Regions from separate parts of the Mus musculus genome. Here region 1 is linked to region 2. Evidence: chromatin loops called from intact Hi-C (ENCODE). Cell type or tissue: heart. All regions are shown on one strand. Each heading gives the region's core, and the rest is flanking DNA. Links, peaks and the distances in the headings are about the cores only.

Region 1 (10,656 bases), core at 1,645-9,644, 67 kb before region 2:
CAATACACACATGAAAAATGGGGGGAAATTCCCTCACAGTTTAAGATAGTCGAGTGGCTTTTAACATGGTATAAAAAGTTCATAGATCTGGTTTAGATTTCTGCATTTCAGCTAAACTTTATGAAAGCATACCTTCATGAGTCTGGCTGTAGCATCAGAGAGGAATGCACACAATTATCTGAAAAAGCATTAAACCATTTCTGCCCTTTCCAACTTCATAGAATGAGGCCAAATAGAAGTTTCAACCAGAACAAGACATTGAAACAGACTGAATATAGAAATGGACATGAAAATTTAAGCATTTGCCTGTGAAGCCAAGCCCCAAGAGACAAACAAAAGTTTAAATGATGCAATTCTTCATAAGGTTTTGATTTTTTTGCCTTAGTTTGAAAATACTGGTTTTTTTTAAATTAAAATATGTTAAATATTTAATGGACTTATCATCATATTGAAATGAACTGGCAAATATTTTAAAAATATTTCTGTTTTATTTGAATAGGCTAGATAAAAATTATTAGTACAGACAAGTACATTTAGGGGGATTCTTCAGAAAGTTTTCAGAATATTAAAAATATGTGAAGTACCACTAGGTGGGGCTGATGAGAATAAAGAACAGATTTTTTTTTTCCGGGAGGTGGGGGAGGAGAGTGTGGTTGGAGTGAGGGAGAGATGGGATTAGACATGGTACATTTATAGTATGAGATTTCTTAATAGCAATATTTGTAGACACTATAGAAAAAAAAGTGATAGACTGGAGCCTTACTCAATAGGGTTTTTCACAACCTGAAGAAGATAGTGTATTGGACTTTGGGCTCTCTTTAATTTTCCCTGACAAAAGCTATGCACATTCCACAAAGAAGCTAAGCAGCTAAGCAGATTAAGCAGAAGGTGCAGGAGAGAGCCCAGTCTTCACTCTGTGCTAATAAGATGACAGGGACCTCTGGGGTTAAAAGGTAAAGCTCTGAGACATCTTTCTTGGAAGGAGTGCATTAGAGAGAAGCCTCCTTGCAGCTGCATCTCCTGCTCAAAGCTCCCAGGAAGCCAGCCAGGAGCCTGAGGGAGTAGCTGGGGTGGAGGCTGCTGGCTTACTTTGAGAGAGTCGGCTGGGTCTCCGAGTGACAGGATAGCATAGATACCTTCAACTTTGTGTGAGGAACTTCAAGTGGCGGGGGAGCATGGGTAACGAGCAAGAGCTGAAACTGGGGTCTGGCTCAATAAGTGGGTTCTCGGGCTGTCAGAAGAGTGGGCATCATGTACCTCTGGCCCTGTGGGCTGGGCTTTAGCTGTGTTCTCAGATATTTATCCACATGTTCATAGACACTTTAGCTAGGCACTCTGCACGGTGCTGCTGGGGATGCAGCCGATACTGGAACAGACGTGATTTTACTCGGCTTTGAGTTTGGCAGAAACAGAAGCCTGTCCTGATAGACAACCTCATGCCAAGCCCCCACCCCCAACTTTGAAAGTTTGCAAGGTGCACTCAGTGTGCTCTCTAAGATGTCACGAATGGAACTGGTGGCTCTTCCCCATGAAATAGAGATGGGAATTATGGCTTTGCAACGCTGACACAGAGTGACAGGGATGGTGTTTAGCCATGGTTGCTCTTTTTGTCCCCCCTCTGCTCTATCTTTTCTCCCCTGGTGCTTACTACGTATCTGTGAAGTGAAAGGCGCTGAGGTAACACAGCTTGAGAGGACTCACGACTCCAGCCTGCTGTACAAGCTAACTACACCTATGTGAACAGCAGGTTGTCATTGTCACTAGGAAGGACAGCAGAGGATAGGAACCAACTTTAGAACAAGATGGCTGTGATGGCTATTCCTGGTTGTCAACTTGACTACATCTAGTATGAACTACAATCTGGAAGTGGAGAGCACACCTGTGAATCAGATCTTGAGACATAGTGGACATGAAAAGCTTAGGCCCAGGTAAGGTAGTACACGCCTTTAATCCCAGGAGACAGAGGCAAGCAGATCTCTGAGTTCAAGGCTAGCCTGGGGCAGAGCAAGTTCCAAATCCAGGTGCGGTGGTACACACCTTTAATCTAGGCCATACCTTCTGATGGAGGCCTACACAATGACAGTGGAAGAAGCAAGTGTCTGTTCTTCCTTTTGCTTGCACTTACTTGCCAGCACACCTGTTGGAACGTACTTCTTCAGGATTCCAGTTTACACAGAAGACCAGCTGAAATACCTAGCCTCATGGGGCTGAGCAAGTACTAGATTCCCATTGTTGGGTTATTTGGACTGTAGACTGTAAGCCATTACAATAAATTCCCTTAATATATACATTCTATAAGTTCTGTGACTCTAGAGAACACCGACTAAGACGGCGGTCAATAGAAACATTCCGAGGATATGAGTTCAAGGTCAAGCTGTGGATGTTTAATCTTGGCATGATAGATATTTTTGGGACAGACAACTCTTTGCTTTTGGGGACCACCCTGTACACTAAGGACATTTATCAGCACCACTGGCTTCTAAATGCCACTAGATACAATAGCTCTCAAGTAGCTCTCCACTCATTGTGACAGTCAAGGATGGCTCCAGATGCTGTCCCTTGGGAGGCAAAATTACTTCCAAGTGAAAACTACTGGGGAAATCCATCAAGTAGAGCATACTGAGTTGTGTAGATTGCAGTAAGCTATTTTTACTTTAAGTAGATGTCACATATTTTCAAGCAGGGGGAAACACTGTATACTTTGCATTTTGAAAAGTGCATTCAGGGCTGGTGAGGTGGCTCAGTGGGTAAGAGCACCCGACTGCTCTTTTGAAGGTCCGGAGTTTAAATCCCAGCAACCACATGGTGGCTCACAACCATCCATAACGAGATCTGACTCCCTCTTCTGGAGTGTCTGAAGACAGCTACAGTGTACTTACATATAATAAATAAATAAATAAATCTTCAAAAAAAAAAAAGAAAGAAAGGAAGAAAGAAAGAAAGAAAGAAAGAAAGAAAGAAAGAAAGAAAGAAAGAAAGAAAGAAAGAAAGAAAGAAAGAAAGGAAAAGAAAAGTGCATTCAGATTGCAGAGTGGTGCCTGGAGCAACGTCGAGCTCATTGTGATCGGAGGTGGTGTGATCACTAATGTCAATCCTCAACTTGACACAACTTAGAATTACTTGGGAAGAGAGTCCCAGTAAGGAATTATCTACATTGAATTGGCCTGTGGATGGTTCTGTGCATGATTGTCTTGGTAAAGTTAATTGACATGGGAAGACACATCCACTGTAGGTGGCACCATTCCCTACACAGGGCTTCTGGAACTGTGGAACTGTGTGAGAGTGGAGAAACATGAACACATTCATTTCTCTCTGCTTTTGACTGTGTGCTATATGATAGCTGTTTCAAGTGCCTGCCACCTTCATTTCCCTGGTATGATGGGTTGTAATCTGGGACTGTGAGCTAAAAGAAACCCCCTTTCCCATTACCTTCTTCAGGGTATTTTTACCACAGCATTGGACTGGAAACAAGGAGAGGAGCCTATTTCAATTGTCTACCCCAAACTCAAGAAAGATGGCAGCTAAGGTTGGGGTGTGGACATCCAGAGATGGAGAGGAGGTGGCATGTAATAAACATTTTTGGTATAGGATGTCCAGGTCATGTTATGGCCTGGCATGGCGACCTCACCCTTAAGCAAGTCTCATGGTGGCTCCTTTGTTGCCTGGTTGAATGGAAGCATTGGCTCAGGGGTTGAACTTCAAACCTGGCCACACATCTGCTTGCTAGGAGCTCTCATAAGAACTTGTTGTTGGGACTACCATTTGGTCTATGAAGGGGCAAACGGTGAGTACTTCTGAGGTAGGTTTCCCTGTCGTCTGTGATGCTTGTTGATGGCATAGCTCATGAGCACTGATTCCATGCAGGAAGCTCAGACACGTGGGGAGAGCAGCAGTGGCTGATAGATGAAGGCTGATCTTGGTCTCAGATGCTGACATCTCACATTGAGCTCTCAAAAGCCACTGGACATGCAAATCCAGTCAACAGGACTGAAGAGATAGCTCAGCACTTAAGAACACCAACTGCTCTTGCAGAGGATCCTGGTTCAGTTTCCCACCCTCAAATGAGTTTACAGCTGTCTATAACTCCCATAACTCTAGATTTAGGGAATCCAATGCCCTCTCTTGGCCTCCACTGCTACTGCAAGCATGTGGTGCCCAGACAAAGATACACAACATAAAAGGAAACAAAAAAAGTCTAGTCAGCATCCCGTCTTCAGCCCATGTGTGTATAGGAGGTGGAGGTTTGTGGGTGGAAGGATAGCTAAAACCTCAGGAAAGGAACAAGCTCCCTTATTGATTTGAATAGCATCTGATCATGGTGACCAATGAATCCTGACCATGACCAAAAGGTGAAGAGTAATTAACAGGCACTGGGGAAGGAGACTGGAGTGGTGTAGTAAGAGTCTTGAGTGTTAGAGGAAACTGTGTGAACAGACATGAAAAACTCTGGCCAAGAACCAGAGGCACAAGTAAGGCCTGTTTGTTGGTTTTTAATTGCACAGACCATGGCTGCCAGGATTTTAAATTGTAGGTCTGTGAGCATGTAATTAAGTGAGAAGCCCAGTTGGACCGACTGGGACACCAAGTTGTTGATGCAGCTTGTGAGAACGGTCTTCTAATATTAGAATTCAGGTTCTGAGCTGTCTATGCCACCAACTCTATTTTACCTCTGGACCTCTAAGTTCCAGGTATGAATAACCAGCCCCTTCCGAGTGCTTTTCTGCTGTCTGTGTGAAAAGGCTTGTCTGAGGCTTGATGGTGCTTGCTTCTGAGATGTTCAGTAGAACATTTTCTTGATGTCAAACACAGATCTGTCATCTCAGCTCCATCATGAGCCACCCCCGTCACTCCGGAGGCTCCGGTAGTCTCTTCTGCCACAGCATTCTAGACGTAGGTGTGAATGCAGTAACTATGTTTTTTGCTCTGTAAAAGGTCTGAAGACAACCTGGGAGTGATGTCTTAGACTTGGAACCTCAACACTCAGTAAACTAAGACAGAGAATTCAAGAGACTAGCCTGAGCTACACAGTGAGTTTGAGATCAGCCTGGCCTGCATAGCAGGACCCTGACTCAAACAAGAATACGCAAAATCTGGTGACTCAGCTGCTGGGTATTGTTAGGAAATGAGAGACCCTAGATGTGAGGCCCACAGCTCTTTCTGGAATAACCCCTAGGCCCCTTACTTTCCTCTAGCTCACCTTCTTCTTGTCTCCACATGTATTGCCCCCCCCCACTCCCCTTCAACAGGACTCTGTGCTGCCTCCCCAGCCTTTCCTTCTGTCAGAAGTGTAAGTCTACCATGCATGTTTCGTGGATTGGGAGGAGGAGCCCTGTAGCCCAGGTAACCAAACTCCTTGTGAAAGGGCAGGTGACTGTTCACTTTTCAAGTCATGGGGAAAGCATTTGAACTTGGCAAATACACTTAGTGGACTATAATGGCCTGGAAGGGTTCTGCCCCTCCCACAAAGTGAGCAATTTCCTCCTTCAGCTCTGCCTGCACAGGCCCATGACATCATAACGACCCCGTGTGCGTTTATCTGTAATTATTTGGAGTGGCAGCCAGCCCTTTCAAGAGGTTCTTTGATCCAGTCCTAGAACACCCTCAAAGGTGGGTGGCCAGATGGAGGTCATCTTCCCAGAAGACAGGAACCAAGGCAGACAGCCTTGGGGTACACAGCAGGTGGCAAAATTGACCTAAAATGAAGACCAAGTGAGTGCAGCCTTCTGGCCATCTCCTGACCCTGCATTCTGTCAGTTTAGGCTGTGCAGCTGCCCTAGCAGGTAGAGAAATTTGTGAGAAGGCCAGTGAAGGAAGGGATCTGTCAGAGTTGGTTAAATATCTGTTCTGGCTTGGGGATCAAGAAGTATTTACCCTGGATACCTCGGGTGCCTCGGTTTCAAATATTCCGGTTGCTAGCACTACTACCCCTCGCTTTGTTTGTATGAAATTAGTCTTGTTATGTAATCCAGGCTGGCCTAGAATTTAACAATCCTCCATCGTCCACCTTCTCAGCTCTGTGATTATACATGTGTGCCAGCACATCTGGCTCTCAGCCTGCTTTATTTGATCACGCACTTACATTTACTTAAAAATTACATCTTTTTTACACTGTGCGTGTGCATGTGTAGGTAAGAGGATAGCTTGCAGGAGTAGGTCTCTCCTTCCATCATGTAGGCCCTGAGGCTTGAACTCGGTTTGTCGGGCTCGGTGGCAGGCACCTTCGCTCACTAAATCATCCATCACATACTTTTCAAACTTATGCTCTGACCTGAGGTCTGAAAAGCGTTGCATCCCAATGATTTACACCTGAGATCCTTGCCCCTCTCCTGGCATCTAACTTGGAGTCCCTTGAAGCCTTTCCTGGATGATCTACCCAGTCACAGGGGCCTGTGGGCTTTGTACCTGCGATGAGGCAGCACTGGAGTTAGATCACAGCTTTTAACACCACAGTGTACACAGTACGACTTTACCTCCTTGGCCCCTCCCTGTACTCTTCACCTAGCAGTGGTGGCCTCTAACTCCGTCCTGGTACAGTTGTCCCTCTGTCAAGATCCTCAAGAGACTGTCTTGAAGATTCCCAAATCTACAGATGCTCAAGTCCCCTCATACAAGGGTGTAGTATTCGGACACAACCTATAACATATTCCTGTATATTAGGTCTCCTGATTTATAGTACCTAATCCCGGGAAAATGCTGTGTGGATAACTGTTATCCTGCGCCGTGTGAGAGAACAACTCTCTACAAGTTCAATACAGTCACGCTATTCCCCTCATGTATTTTTGATCTGAGCTTGTTGGGATCCAGGATCGAAGGTGCAGAACCCCCCAATATGGAGACTGGCTGAACCTGGTGCGTGCCTTGGGGTCTTAGCACTCAGGCGTCTCTTTCTCTGGAATGTTCTTTCTTTGGGGAAAGAGCAGGTTTATGTGCTGGCATCATAGCCTTCCTGGGCCTTGGCTCGGTCTCTTCCTGACTTGTTTTTAGGTTGCAGCCATCCCATCACCCATCAAGCATCTTTTCCACTTAGGATTTGCTCATGACTCTTTCTCTAGCATTTCATGATCATTTATAGTTTCCGTTCATTGCCCGGCATCCCCAAATTCAGTGTAAGCTCTACAAGGGTAGGGTTTTGGTTTGCTTGAGTTTTTATTTTTTACTTCTAGCTATGTGCATATCCATGGCAGTTAGAAAAGGACACCAGATTCTCAGGATCTTGACAGACAGTTGTGAGCTGCCAGATGTGGGTGTGAGGAAATATACACAGGTCCTTTATGGGGATGGCATGTGCTGTCAACCTCTGAACCGTTTCTGTGGCTCCAAGAGCAGAGGTTTTGTGATTTTATTTGCTGTGGTATCCCAGAGTTCAGAACAGTGATGGGATCCTTGGAAGAAGATTATCAAATGTGAATGGACGTAGGTTTGAGCAAATGACTGAGTTTGTATTGTCCCTTGCTTCTAAAAGGAGGGATGAAAAAATAAGCAGGAAAAGTACTGTAGATTAAAAAAAAAAAAAAAGATCACTAGCACAAGCCCAGGGCTTACTCAGTGTTTTGAAATGCAGTGGGCGCTTTGCTTGGATTTCCTTATTTAATAACCTTTTATCTTTATTTCACAGACAAGGAAGCTGAGGCTTAAAAAACTGGAGTCACCTTTCAGGGTCATGAAGGAGTCAGGTCCATTTCCGTCTAAGACTCCTTTGTTTTGTTTTCGACACAGGGTTTTTCTGTGTAGCCCTGTCTGTCCTGGAACTCCCTCTGTAGACCAGGCTGGCCTTGAACTCACAGAGATCTTTCTGCCTCTGCCTCTCCAGTTTGGGGATTAAAGGCTTTGACTACCTGGTCAGGTAGTCTTCTCCAGGATGTTTTGTTCTCAAAACTTACAGTTTAACCCTCCGTGATTGCCCTAAGTCATCTGGTGGGACAGATCTACAGGGTCTGCCTACTCTCCTCTTCTGTGAGCTCACCCCTCCATGGAAAACATCCTGGAAGTGTCCCTCACCTGGAGAGGCAGGGTGTGGTGGCAATAAGATGGGTTGATTGTTAGAAAGGTTTTCTTGTCCCTAATTTACTTGTTATCTAGACAACTGACCACCTCCCCGCTCCTGCAGGCTGCTGTGTTGGAGCTATCCCCGAGCTCCAACGCCCTGCCACAGGCCACCTCACCTCAAGAAGAAGCCTGGCCCTAGGCCATGGCTTGGACCACTCTGCTCCACAATTTAGTCCAACCTGAAGGAAGTGTTAGGGTCCCAGAGTGGCTCACAAACCACACAAACACTGATCTCAGTCAGACAGGGATGGTTTACTGAATGCACACCCTAAGACTGGTTGATTTAGAGCCGTAGAATGTAGGGGCTGAGGCTATGACGCCAGGCCAGTTTATAAAGGAACAATCCACAATGAGCCCATATGCAGGTGCTGAAAGTGCTGCCTAGTGGTTGGTTCTGACTCAAGTTATTTTGACTAGCCAGTTCTAATTGACCTTTATTCTGATTGGTCCTAAGTGGCGCTTGCAGTTGTTGAATTTCAAGATTAACAAACCTCAAAACATAGAGAACATAGATAAGGTAGGTTGTCAGCATGACCCTGCTCTGAGTCAAGTTATCTTTCTGCATTAATGACGGACAGGCATATTACAGCAACAATATGAAATAGCTGGTGGGCATGGAACAAAATGGATACAGCTATGCCAGGGAGGGCAGGGAGGAGGGGCGGACCTCAACAGGACGACTGAGCTTCCCTCTCCCACACCTCTGCAACTTGAACTCCGGGCTATGGATTTGAGTGGGAGGATGGCAGAGGCGAGTCTAATCTCGTCTCTAAAATGACACCAAGAAAATGAATGGTATTGAGGCCGAGGCCTTCCCACCCTTCCAGGAGAGGCCCAGTACAGACCCAGAACACCTCAGGAGTCTGTGTCAGAAGGGCCTGTGCCCTTTAGCCCCCTTCCAGCCTCCTGCCGAGGGTCCTAAAGACTTACTTATTTGTTGGCCCTGAAATCATGTCACTTCAGTTACAAGTTCTAAATTAGAAAATCTTTTTCCTCCTTGAATAAACCAAACTACCCAGAGGCTTAGATATTTTTCCCATTCATTCATTCATTCATTCATTCATCCGTTCAACTGCCATAATTAGCTAGGTCTTGACAATTTAAATTGTCAATTGACAACTCAGGGGGGGAGTGTATTTATTTCTTAAAGCTCAAGAACAATTTACATTAGAGTTTAAAAGAAAAATCACACTGTAGGGCAGGCAAGCTATAAATCCTGGCAGCTGCCTGGAAGAGGGAAATGGAGAAAATAGAAAGGGCCCTGCCTTTTGGAGATGGACAAGCAGCCACATGGCATCTGGGAGGTAGCTTCTGAGAAAGGGTGAAAAAACCCCAAAGAACCAGAAAGAAGAGTAACTAACATAGACTCCAAAGAGCCTTAAAAAAGCAAGAGGAGGCCGGGCAGTGTTGATGCATGCCTGTAATCCCAGCACTTGGGAGGCAGAGGCAGGCGGATTTCTGAGTTCGAGGCCAGCCTGATCTACAGAGTGAGTTCTAGGAACAGCCAGGGCTACACAGAGAAACCCTGTCTCAATAAAAAAAAAAAAAAAAAAAAAAACCAAACCAAACCAAACCCAAAAAAAAAGCAAGAGGAGTTATCGTGTCAAGTGTTCCGGAGAGGTCCCATGGACAGCAGGAAGTTCAATGTGGTCTCTCTCTCTCTCTCTCTCTCTCTCTCTCTCTCTCGTCTTTTAGTCCTTACATAAGAACTATTTTCTGAGCATCCCCACTGCGCCTCTTACGGACATGGCAGCCACGCCATTTATATTCTGAAGCTCATTGAAGCCCTCTACAGTTTGAATGTCCCTCCCCAAGGTGAACTTTCATTACAAGCTAATTGTAATTGTGATTACAAGCTAAACAGTTGACAGGTGATAAAGGTTAGGACAGAGTCATGTCATTTCTGGGGTTAATGAGTTCCTGATTTAAAAAAAAAAAAAGATTGAATATAGCACAGCTTCCTCTGGATGTCTCTGTTTCCCTAGTTTACCAAACCTTTTATCTCTTTTTTTTCCATTTTTTATTAGGTATTTAGCTCATTTACATTTCCAATGCTATACCAAAAGTCCCCCATACCCACCCACCCCCACTCCCCTACCCACCCACTCCCCCTTTTTGGCCCTGGCATTCCCCTGTACTGGGGCATATAAAGTTTGCGTGTCCAATGGGCCTCTCTTTCCAGTGATGGCCGACTAGGCCATCTTTTGATACATATGCAGCTAGAGTCAAGAGATCCGGGATACTGGTTAGTTCATAATGTTGTTCCACCTATAGGGTTGCAGATCCCTTTAGCTCCTTGGCTACTTTCTCTAGCTCCTCCATTGGGAGCCCTGTGACCCATCCATTAGCTGACTGTGAGCATCCACTTCTGTGTTTGCTAGGCCCCGGCATAGTCTCACAAGAGACAGCTACATCTGGGTCCTTTCGATAAAATCTTGCTAGTGTATGCAATGGTGTCAGCGTTTGGATGCTGATTATGGGGTGGATCCCTGGATATGGCAGTCTCTACATGGTCCATCCTTTCATCTCAGCTCCAAACTTTGTCTCTGTAACTCCTTCCATGGGTGTTTTGTTCCCAATTCTAAGGAGGGGCATAGTGTCCACACTTCA
Region 2 (10,656 bases), core at 1,598-9,597:
ATGTCAGAGAGGGCAACCATGAAAAAAAAAAAAAAAAGGAAAAGTTTTACCTTTTCTTCTTTCTGGTTGGGTTGTTTTTGAGACAGTCCAGCTTGAATTCACTGTGTAGACCATACTGGTTAGCCCTGAACTCACTGTGTAGACGAGGCTGCCTGGTCTTAAACTCACTATGTAGACCAGGATAGCTAGCCTTAAATTCATGACTCTCTTGCTTTAATCTTCTAAGTCCTGGGTAGCAGCTGTGTCCCAGGTAAGAGTTTTACATTTTGGGATCTTTAGAGACATGGTTTCCCTGCTTTTTTGAACAAAGTTTATATTTCCATGCTGTGCTCGGCTCTTGCCTTAGTTAGGTTTCTATTGCTGGGATAGGGAACCACAGCCAATTGCCACTTGGGGTTGGCAGCCAAAAGCAGCCCGAAAGAGGTTCATTTGGGCCAACTCATCCCAATCACCGTCCACCATGAAAGGAAGTCAGAGCAGGCACTCAAGCAGGAGCCTGAAGGCAGGAGCTGAACTGAAGGCCACGGAGGAGCATTGCTGACTGGCTGGCTCTTCATGGTTTGTCTAGCCTGCTTTCTTATATACCCAGGACCAGTATGGGCTAGGCCCTCCCACATCAATCATATGCAGAAGATACCTCAGAGATTTGCCTTTAGGCCAATCTGATGGGAGGGGGAGGTTGTATTTGCTCAACTGAAGTTCCCCTTTCCAAATGATCCTGGCTTATGTCAACCTGACAAAAATCTAGGACAGCTCTGAGGATTATGACCAGTCCTGGCCTATGAGTTCAAGACATGTCTATTAAGACCAATGAAGCTAGTTTCAGAGGACACTATCCCAGGACTTCTTTTGGTATGAAGCTGTTCCTAAGCCTCATCATACTTTAATACTGGGGGCTTCGGCTGAGACCAATCTGATTCTGTCTATCCTTTGGTAAGACACAGGAAATCTCCCAAACATAGCTCTAAATAGAAAATGGCAATAGAACAAAATGGTGCTTGTTGCCGGTCATGAGGAGCACACATTCCTAGCCTTTGGAGCCAATGGCACCTATCCCCACTGCTGCCATTTAAACCTTGGGCATCACTTAAACGTATCAACAAAGCAATGTGTGGTACATCTTGGTAGCCACATGCCCTAACTCAGCCCCCGAAGTCCCAAGAGGAAATGTTCTACCCTCCACAGGTACCAAGGCCCCAGGAGAATCACGTGTCTTGTTCAGTTCAGTAAGACCCACTCATCAGTTAGATGCATGCTTGCTCTGTGGCCTGTAAGGCTCAGATTCCTTGGTCTTCCTGGGCAGGTGAGACTGTTTTGTCTATTAAAATTCTGGAAGAAGAAAATACTATCCCTTTAATCTCCCAGAAAACAAGCCACGCAAAATCCCCATCTATTAGTCCTGCACAGCTAGCCAGAGTCCTCCTGAAAAAATGAAATCTGATCAGAACAGACAATAGCCTGGCACCATTTGCAGACTGTCTCTGTGCACCCTTCTTGGGCTCCTGGGGACATGCGAATGGGTGTTAGACTAACACCTCCTACCTGCTTCCTGGCAGCCCCTGGCTATTACTTACAGGGGGTTATAGATAGATCAGGAGGGCTCATGAGCTTACGTTTTCTCCAGAAGCCTCACCTTAGCCTCGCGTTTGGAGAATAGCAGCCCTTAGCAACACAGCCTAATTCTCTAGGTATTTCTGGGCTATTCTAAGTTCTTTCCCAATGCCAAGCCTCTATCTCTACATATGGCTTTATGTGGAAAGACAGTGCTGTAAGAACCGTATCACCAGGCTGCCCAGGTGTCAACAAAACCCCAATAGAAGTCACCTGCTTTTCTGCCAGGATGAATTTGTTCTTGCCCATCTCTTTCCTGCCAGCCAGCGGTCAGGGGAGAGGACATTTTACGGGCCAGGCTGGACTGTGCTAGCCCTAACTAAAACAACACAAGTCATTTTTCTTTCTATCCAAACATAACTGAAAATGCACACTTAATTTTTTTTTTTTTTGAGACAGGGTTTCTTTATGTGGCCCTGGCTGTCCTAGAACTCACTCTGTAGACCAGGCTGGTCCCGAACTTACAGAGATCTGCCTGCATCTGCCTCCCAGGTGCTGGGATTAAAGACATGTGCTGCCATGCCTGACACACTTACATTTCTTATTTTACATTTAAAATAATCTTCATGAAATATTTTAGTGACGTGTATAAATTCTTTTGAAGTGGGGTTAAAAGCAGGACATGTGACTACATATATATGAGGACAAGGACCCTTGCTTTGTAAACACACACACATATATACACACACACACCACCACCACCACCACAACTAACAACAACAACAACAACATACCATACACATATTCAACACAGATTTCTTTTTTGGTTTTTTTTGTTCTTGTTTGTTTGTTTGTTTGTTTGGTTGGTTGGTTGGTTGGTTTTTTTGAGACAAGGTTTCTCTCTGTGGCCCTGGCTATCCTGGAATTTACTCTATAGACCAGGCTGGCCTCAGACTCAGAGATCTTCCTGCCTCTGCCTCCTGAGTGCTGGGATTAAAGGTGTTCGTAAAACCAGGTTAAACACAGATCTCTTTAGGTGGAGGAGTTAGACGTCATTCTGCATTTCTCTAAATGTTTTGCAGTTTTCTAGAAGAAAACATCTATATAGGTTTCTACTACTTTGATAATCCCATGAGAAAGGATTATTTGCTACTAGGTGGGACTTCTGGGAGAATGGTAACTGATTTGACAGCAATGTCAAGTTTCACCAAAGTGATTTCTGTGTGGAGGCTTCCTGTCACGTGCCGAATTGTCCACACAGGTTGTGGACTTTAACTTTGTCAGAACTGGCCAGCTGGTCATCTTTCACATTCTATGTGAAACCTATGTGAGTCCTCTCAGAGCCTTGAATCACGGCACTGTATGTTTTTCCTTCCTGGTTACCAGGGCCGAGGGCATCCCAAAGAATTTTGAAATGTGGCGTTTGAGAGCCCACCTGAGTCTGGGTACGTGGTAGCAGAAGAGATCCAGATGATGCTGATTTTCTGCATCAAGCTATGATGGGCAGGGCATTGCCTTTGGAGAGGGATGGCTCTGGAGCCTTGGGAGTCTCCTCTGCAAGGTGAATGGCCATATTTCCTTCAGATTGCATATGTATATTTAAATTAGTGTAAGCGGGACATGGTGGTGCACCCCTTTAATCTCAGTGCTCTGAGGGAAGAGGCAGGTGAATATCTGAGTGCGAGTCCAGCTTGGTCTACATAGTTTCAGGCCAGTCAGGGCTATACAGTGAACCCTGTTTCAAAAAAGCAAAAGTGCATGTAGTGTACCTAACTGCACATATGCTACATTGTTAATGTTCATAAGTGATGAGCCCCAGAGCAGGCAGCAGAAGGGAAAGCCCTCTGGGTTTATTTCCATTCTGTCACCAGTGAAGTTTCCCCAAGTGTTTGTGTGGTAGGGACAGAAGGAGAGATTGACCACACCTCTGTCCTCTGACCAGGCAGGCCTGACCAAGGACATACATTGGGTTTCACCATGGAAATACAGCCACTTGTGGGGTGGAGGGCAGGCAGTGCTAGCTATTCATGGGCCGGGTAAATGTAGTCCTAGAACACCCATTACCACTCCAAAATCACTGCATTAGCCATCCTGAGTGCCTCTTCCTCCGCCCTCACAGGCTCTGCCCTTTAACTGTTCATCAGGGCAGTGGCCAAATCCTTACGGGAAACCAGAGGAATCAAGTATCCTTTTATGGATTCACCTATTCCATCCTTCTGTGCCATTATTTTCTCTGGTGCCATTATTTGTAATACTAGGGCCAGTGTCACCATCTCTGTAACTGCCCTTGGTTTACATGTGTAATTCTTAACGTGTGTAAGCTACCTCACACCGTGTCTTCCCAGGCTGGGTTTCACCCTAGTAAAGATGACCTGATAGGGGCATGGCAGCACAGGGGTAGAGCACTTGCCTAAAGATGACCTCAAACATGACAGAATGGGAAGGCGGAGGGAAGCTGGTGCTCAATGCCCAAAGCCAACACAGCAGATCTACATTTCTGAATGGACCATAGTTGTAGTCTTTCAACCTCCAGATGCATCCATCGTCACCCCGCCCCCACCCCCTAACAGGCCATACTTAGTTCAAGCAACTTTCAAGGTTAGAAATGAAGAAATGCCTTTTATTCTAACAGAGAGAGGCTTGACTGTGCCCCAAACCATACACACTAGGTGGGAAAAGTAGAGGGTGGTTGCGTCACTGTAAGGCAGTTGTTTATATCGCTGTTTGCCACATTTCGCAGGAAGTCCTTCGAAAGCCTCAGCGTTTTCCTTTTTTACAGACTTTACATTTTCTATAATGCACACACACACACACACACACACACACACACACACACACACACACACTTAGCCTCATCCCTAAAGCACACCATGGAAGTACACCTTCAGCCCAACAGAAGAGCCTTAGGCAGGAGACTAAGAATTCAGCAGGGCTAAGGACCAACCATGAACTCAGAGCCCTGAGACTGCTGGAGCAAGACCCGGAGAGAAGAAAGTAGCATTTTGGAATCCATTTTACTCAGGACATCCTGAAAAAAAAAAAAAATCCCCTTTGCTACTGGGGCAGGAGAACTTGAGGGAAGGCCTGTTTCCATCTGGTTACTTAAGGGAAGACATAGGTCAACTTTAAAGCCAGTGACACCCGAGTGAGACAGACAGGTGCATGAGCTAGCCTTAGAGCCCATGGCTTGTGCGGTATCTCTGGCTTCTTCTATCTCTTCAGTTTGAACCCAAGTGAGCAGTAGCAGTCGCTGACAGGCCCGCTGGGTCGCCCTCTGTCTGCCCGGTCATTTATAGGCAAGATTCACCATGTTTGCAAGGGAAGAGACTCAAGATGACTATGGCCTTTGGAAGACATCATCTTGAAAGTCACACTTTTTCTCAAGCGCCTCCCTCCCAGATCTCCCCAGAGCACCACTGTCACGGGAGGGAGTCTGCACCGCGGTGTGCCTCAGCGGCGCTCTGGGATCCAGAGAGACTAGGTTGGGAAAGCTGGGGACGGGACGCGTGGCCGGGCGGGGCCCCTGGAGGCCCGGGGAAGGAGAGGAGGGGGTGCGGCGGGGCGCGGCTTACCTGCCAGGCTGTTGTAACAGTCGATCTCAATGGCTTCAACCGTCTTGCTCTGCTCCTCTGAGAGGCGGCTGGATTTGGGAACCCCTGCCGAGGAGGCTGGCCGTGCGTCCCGCTCCTCTTGTGACGGCAGCAATCCCTTCAGCTCCAGCAACGCCCGGTGGTATTTGCCGATGGCTTCGCGGAATTTCTTGTCCTTGTAGCACTGCGCCCCTTGGCTCTTGAACTCGTGTGCGCGCCGGATAAGCTCCGCGGGCTCGGCCGCCGTTCCAGCCTGGCCCCGCTCCGGGGCTCCTCCGCCGCTCGGGACGCACGGCGGCGGCACGGGCCGCGGTCCCTCACCCAGCGCAGGCGGGCTAGGGTTCCCCGAGGATCGGGCCGCCAAGCCCTTCCTCTCCATCCGGCCGCCGCCCGCGCCTAGAGCGCGTCGCGATCCGGGCTTTAAAAGCGCGGAGCGCTGGCTTCGCGCCCCGCAGACTCTGCCGCGGCCGTTACCCTGGGCGCCGCGCGCTTGCCCCGCACTCCCATCCTTTTCGCCAGCCGCCCGAGGCAGCTCCCTCCTCCTGCGATCGCTCCCCTCCCAGCTCCCTCCCCCGTTCCCTCGGCGCCCGCCCTCGTCCCCGCCCTTTTCTGCTCCCGCAACCTGTCCCCGCGGGCTACCGGACCCTGTGCGAGCCTGGCCGTGGTGCAGGGGACAACGGGCCCGACTGGGGTGGTGGTGATTGTCGCTGACCCGGAAGAAGCTGGGCTTGCTCAAAGGAGGGGAAGATTAGCGACAAAGAGGGCCCCCTGGTTCCCATTCATCCAGCCTTCCGAGGCGCGCCGTGGCCAAAAGAAGCTATGGGGGAGGGGTGTGTGTGTATGGGAAGGACTGGGAGGGGGGGGGGTCACCTCAATAGCTTTCTTTAGGACTAAAGAGAAAGGTGCGCCAGGGAGCAAGGAAAATAAGCAGGTGCCACTGCTTGTTTTGTTTGCAGTAAGACATTACTATTTTAGGTGGCAGAGCCTCGCTTTTGTGGATCCAGGTTGTCGCTGAGGTGTGTCTCCCGGGCGCCCAGGACACCGGGTGCACGTCTGCGTGCCTGGCGTTGTATTCCGGGAGACTGTGTGTGCTTACGCTATGTGCGTGCGCAGCTATGCAGAATGAATCACAGAAGCGGAGATGGAAACACCTGTTACTGTTGGTCATCAGGCTTGGCGGGCACAGGGTTCCAGTTTCCATTACTGGACAGTTACGCACCCTTCCTGGGGAGGCTCCTTCTTTCTTTCCCTCTGTCAGTGAGAGTGTCAGCTGTATGCAGGAGATTGGCTGAGCCACACACAGGCAGATGAAAATAGGCAAGTTACAGCCCCCCCCCCCCCACCACACACACACCAAAAGAACCCAGTTTACTGCTGGAAGATACAATTCCCACTAGCAATCACAGAAAGCGCTGTGGAGCCCTGGGAATTCCTTACAGGGTAATAACATTTGAAGACCCCCCAAAGGATGGGCACAGGGAAGGAGTAAAATACCAGACAAAGCAAGAAAGCTCTCAGAGCTGTAATGTTGGACACCTCAGACATATTTAAGGCCTAAAGGTTTGACTTTATGGCTTTCCAAGTGAGAGGGATGCCAGGGGTTTCTGAATAAAGCATTTGGATTTGGGTTTATAGGCAATGAAGAGGATAGATACATTTTTAGTGATATTAAGGGAACGAAAAGATGCTCTTAATGTGATTTTCAAAGGGTGTTTCCCAGATCCGCAGCATCAACATCTTCTGGAAATTATTATATGCAAGCTCTAAGGACATAGTCCAGATTGTCTAAAACAGGACCCTAGCCTTGGATCCAGCAATCGGTGCTTCTGTAGCTCCAAGAGGAGCTCAGAGACAGTGCTGTGAAAACTTCCTACTCAGGTTTTGGACCAGCAGAATGAGCATCACTGATGAGCCTGCAAGAAGTGCTCCGGGTGCAAGACTGCCAGCCCACTGACCCAGAAGTTGCACTTTAACAAGATTGACATAATATGGCCACACCCGCTGTTCTGCACTAGAAGTTTAGGAAAGTATAAAAAACTGTTAACAAAAGCCTCAGCGTATACATAGGGGTACCCGGAGACTCTTACTCAAAGTTTTGTATTTCTGCTTAACAAATGTAAGCGGTATGGGTCAATGTTTAAAATTTGTTTCCTTCTTTTTAAACTTTCACGTTTCATGGAATTAAATATTCTTTTAGTGCTTCCCTCTTGCAGTTCTGGGGATTGAACCTGGGGATTCATGCAAGCAAGTGCTCCACAGCTGAGCTGGGCCCCCATGCCTTATTCTCATGGCTATATAATAGTCTATTGTAGGTATGTACCTTAAAGTACAGAGCCAGTTGTTTTTGTATCCAGACGGCTTTTTATATTACGTTATGCACTATTGTGGATAATACTAAATGAAGTGAACAATAGTAGATATCAAATACCTGGTGCTTACATCGTACCAGGGACTGGGTTAAGCACTTTGCATACATGTAACCTTCATAACAATCTAGTGAAATAAGTAGTTACTCCAATTTTGAATACCACATGTCTTAGGGTTTCTATTGCTGTGAAGAGATACTCTGACCATGACAACTCTTATAAAAGAAAAGATTTAATTGATGCTGGCTTACAGTCTCAGTAGTCCAGTTTAGTCCATCATCATCATGGCGGGACACATGGTGGCATGCAAGTAGGCATGCTGCTGGAGACAGAGTCAAGAGTTCTCTATCTTGATCTGAAGGCAACCAGGAAGAGCCTGTGCTCCACACTGGGTGGACCTTGAGCATATATGAGCTCTCAAAAGTCTGCCTCCACAGTGACACACTTCTTCCAACAAGGCCACACCTCCGAATAGTGCCACCTCCATGGGCCAATCATTCACGCCCATGAATCTATTTGGGCTATTTCTTTTCCTCCACAGCATGTTACAGAGACTTGTCAAGGTTGTACTCCCAGTAAGTAACAAGCCTGGTATTTAAACCCATGTAATCTGTCCTTGGAAGCTCTTACATTATTCTTAATCTCTTGCATTACTCGTATTTATTTTTTGTTCTTATTTACTTTTCTGTCAGGAAAATTGGTTAATTTTTAAAGTAACCTCCCCCACACACACACACCGTGCTGAGGGTCAAACCCAGAGCCTCATTTGTGCTAGGCAAACATTCTACCACTGAGCCATACACCCAGCTCAAGAAAGTCCGTCAATTTGCTCTTTTCTCCCCCGTGAGTATGTGTGTGGTATGCATGAGAATGTGTGTGTTTCTCTGTGCGTGAACACATATGTGTGTAATGCCAGTGCACTTGTATGTGGAGACCTGAGGTTGATGTTGGGAGTCTTCATTGATTGCTCTCCATGTTTTTCATGGAAACAGGTCTCTCAATTGGATCCAGGGTTTCGGAGCTGTTGGTCTGGTTAGCCAGCTTTCTCTGGAGATCCCCCGTCTCCACCTTCCAATTGCTGGCATTGTGGGTGGGCCCCCAAGCCAAGGGTGGGTGGTTTACAAGTGTTTTAACCATGAAACCATCTCCCTGGCGCACAGTTGTTTGTCTAAATGTGGTCCAACTGGCTATGGGGTGTCCTGCCTGTAATCCTAACACTCGGGAGATTGAGACACAAAGCATGTTTCACATTTGAGATTAGCCTAGTATGCAGAGTGAAGTCCAGACCAGCCTGGGCTACAGAGGGAGACCTTGTCATATGTATAATTCAAATTTAAAAGGTGAGACCAACCTGCGCTCCCAACACAAATACATCATTACATAGCTTCCTTACATCAAGAGTAAAACTTGTATAAGGACTTGGTATTTATGAAGTTGGTAAATGAAAAATGCATGGCACCTTAACTGGGACATACTTCATGCTAAGGATGAATGTTTCACATGGGTAGTTACCATTCATGGTGAACTAAAGCTTTTTAATTGGACCTGAACTTGGCGTACTAAATTATACCTTGCATTTTATAGAACGTCCCTTTTCTAAATGCTCCATCACCTTTAATCCCACTTGAGCCTCCCTAATGCTCCAAAGAGGGTAAAGAGTCTCTGCTTACACACTGAGTCTACCGTCTTCTGACAAGTGAGGCGCTCTGTTTGCTCAGTGGTGAAGGAGTTTTGAAGTCGGACAGGTGTGTGTGTAGCTGGCATTCTCTCTTGGCTAGTTCCTGGGCAAGTTATTCAACTTTAGACAACCTCAGATTTCCCCACTCATTAAGTGGGGGTGGGGTTATGACCCAGTGGGTTTGTTGTGAAGCATGGTGTAAGTACTTGGCAGACGGTAATTGTATTACACACTAAATCCTACCATGGCTGGATCCCATAATAATGTGGCGGCAGAACTCCAATAATTCGTAAATATCTGCCAACTCCTGGCCCTTTCTATTTTCAAGTAGTTGAGCAGACGGAAGAGATTGAAAGATTTCCTGTTACCCCAGTGGATTAGGGTAGAAAGAATCATAGAGAGCAAATATCAAATAAAGACCCAGACCTTGGACTTGGTAATGTCTCAACAAAAAGAAGTAATTCAGGTCACTTTAACCATCTAAAGGTAAGACGTGGGTCTTGGGAGATGGCTCGGTTGATAAGGTTGTGCAAGCAAGCCTCTGTAACCTCAGTACTAAGGAGATAGAGACAGAAGATCGTTGGAGCTCACAGGCAGCCAATCTGGTTAAATCAATGAATCAGTGAGAGACCCTGTCCCAATAAGGTGGACAGTGATTGAGGAAGACATCTATGTGGACTTTTGTCCTCTGCACAGATGTGTGCACATACCCATACACACCACACACGTATACATACAAACACATACATGCAGAAAATAAAAGAATCAAGTTAAAAGGTTAAGGTTAATGGCATGACAACTCCCCTCCCCGCACTATGTCTTTCCTTCAGTTTTGGTTTTAAGGATAGGGTTCGAAGAGACAGATAACTCATGTGACATTTCCTTGTGTAAGACAAAGAACTCAGCACAAGACCTTGGTACTCCTAAGGATGAAGGGGAGGGGAGCACCAGCGAGGAAGGGAGGGAAGACCATGGGGGTAGGAAGTGAGGAAGGAGTTACTATGCCCATCTGTCCCACTTGGCAGTGCTGAGTGTGGTTGCCTGGCATTGTTTATTTGCTTGCTTTCAGCATGCTTCTGTCTGGCTTAGCCACTCATTTGTAGCGTGTTCTCGCTTCTTGGAAATGCTTGCTTCCCCTCAGATGGAATTAAAGAAGTGCCAAGGAGAATTTCTCAAATATTCATTCATTAATTATTGACCATATGCCGAGCATTATTTTAGGAAATGAAGCAGAGCGTGAATTTGGGAGCCAGAAATTCATCGTATTCCAGACTCTGCCCAGTTTGAGTTGAGTGGCCTGACGGTCTTCCAGACTGCCTCTCCAATTCGGTTCTCCTCGGGTGGGATCAAGATTCCGCATGGCTAGTAAGTCCTCGGCTGCTTCTGCTTGTCCCTGGTGTACCTGAGGAAGAGGAGAAAGGGGGAGCCCCGATTTCCCCTTCTCTCTTAGCTCTGCCTTTCCTCTGATTTT

Evidence for each region. Hi-C counts contacts between places; a loop is a spot of excess contacts. Peaks named below come from ENCODE experiments on the same cell type or tissue, not always from the same donor. Only the 100,000 strongest peaks of a DNase experiment are listed, where the experiment ranks them.
Region 1: it touches region 2 in a loop (3-fold over the local background); 9 of 42 quality-filtered maps call a loop at or near these places.

What each region holds. Positions count from the first base shown.
Region 1 is chr12:81,693,035-81,703,690 of GRCm38, reverse strand. No RefSeq gene overlaps it. Among named protein-coding and RNA genes, the nearest start is that of Ttc9, 67 kb to the right of the region's middle. In heart, for the core only: no CTCF peak of the experiment used is centred there; no DNase peak of the experiment used is centred there; H3K27me3 peaks cover 278 bases.
Region 2 is chr12:81,626,269-81,636,924 of GRCm38, reverse strand. Ttc9 (tetratricopeptide repeat domain 9) reads right to left here and starts at 5,676. Exons shown (of 3, transcript NM_001033149.3): 1 at 5,124-5,676. The coding sequence starts at 5,520. In heart, for the core only: no CTCF peak of the experiment used is centred there; a DNase peak (open chromatin) is centred at 5,664; H3K4me3 peaks cover 2,080 bases; H3K27ac peaks cover 1,118 bases; H3K27me3 peaks cover 6,272 bases.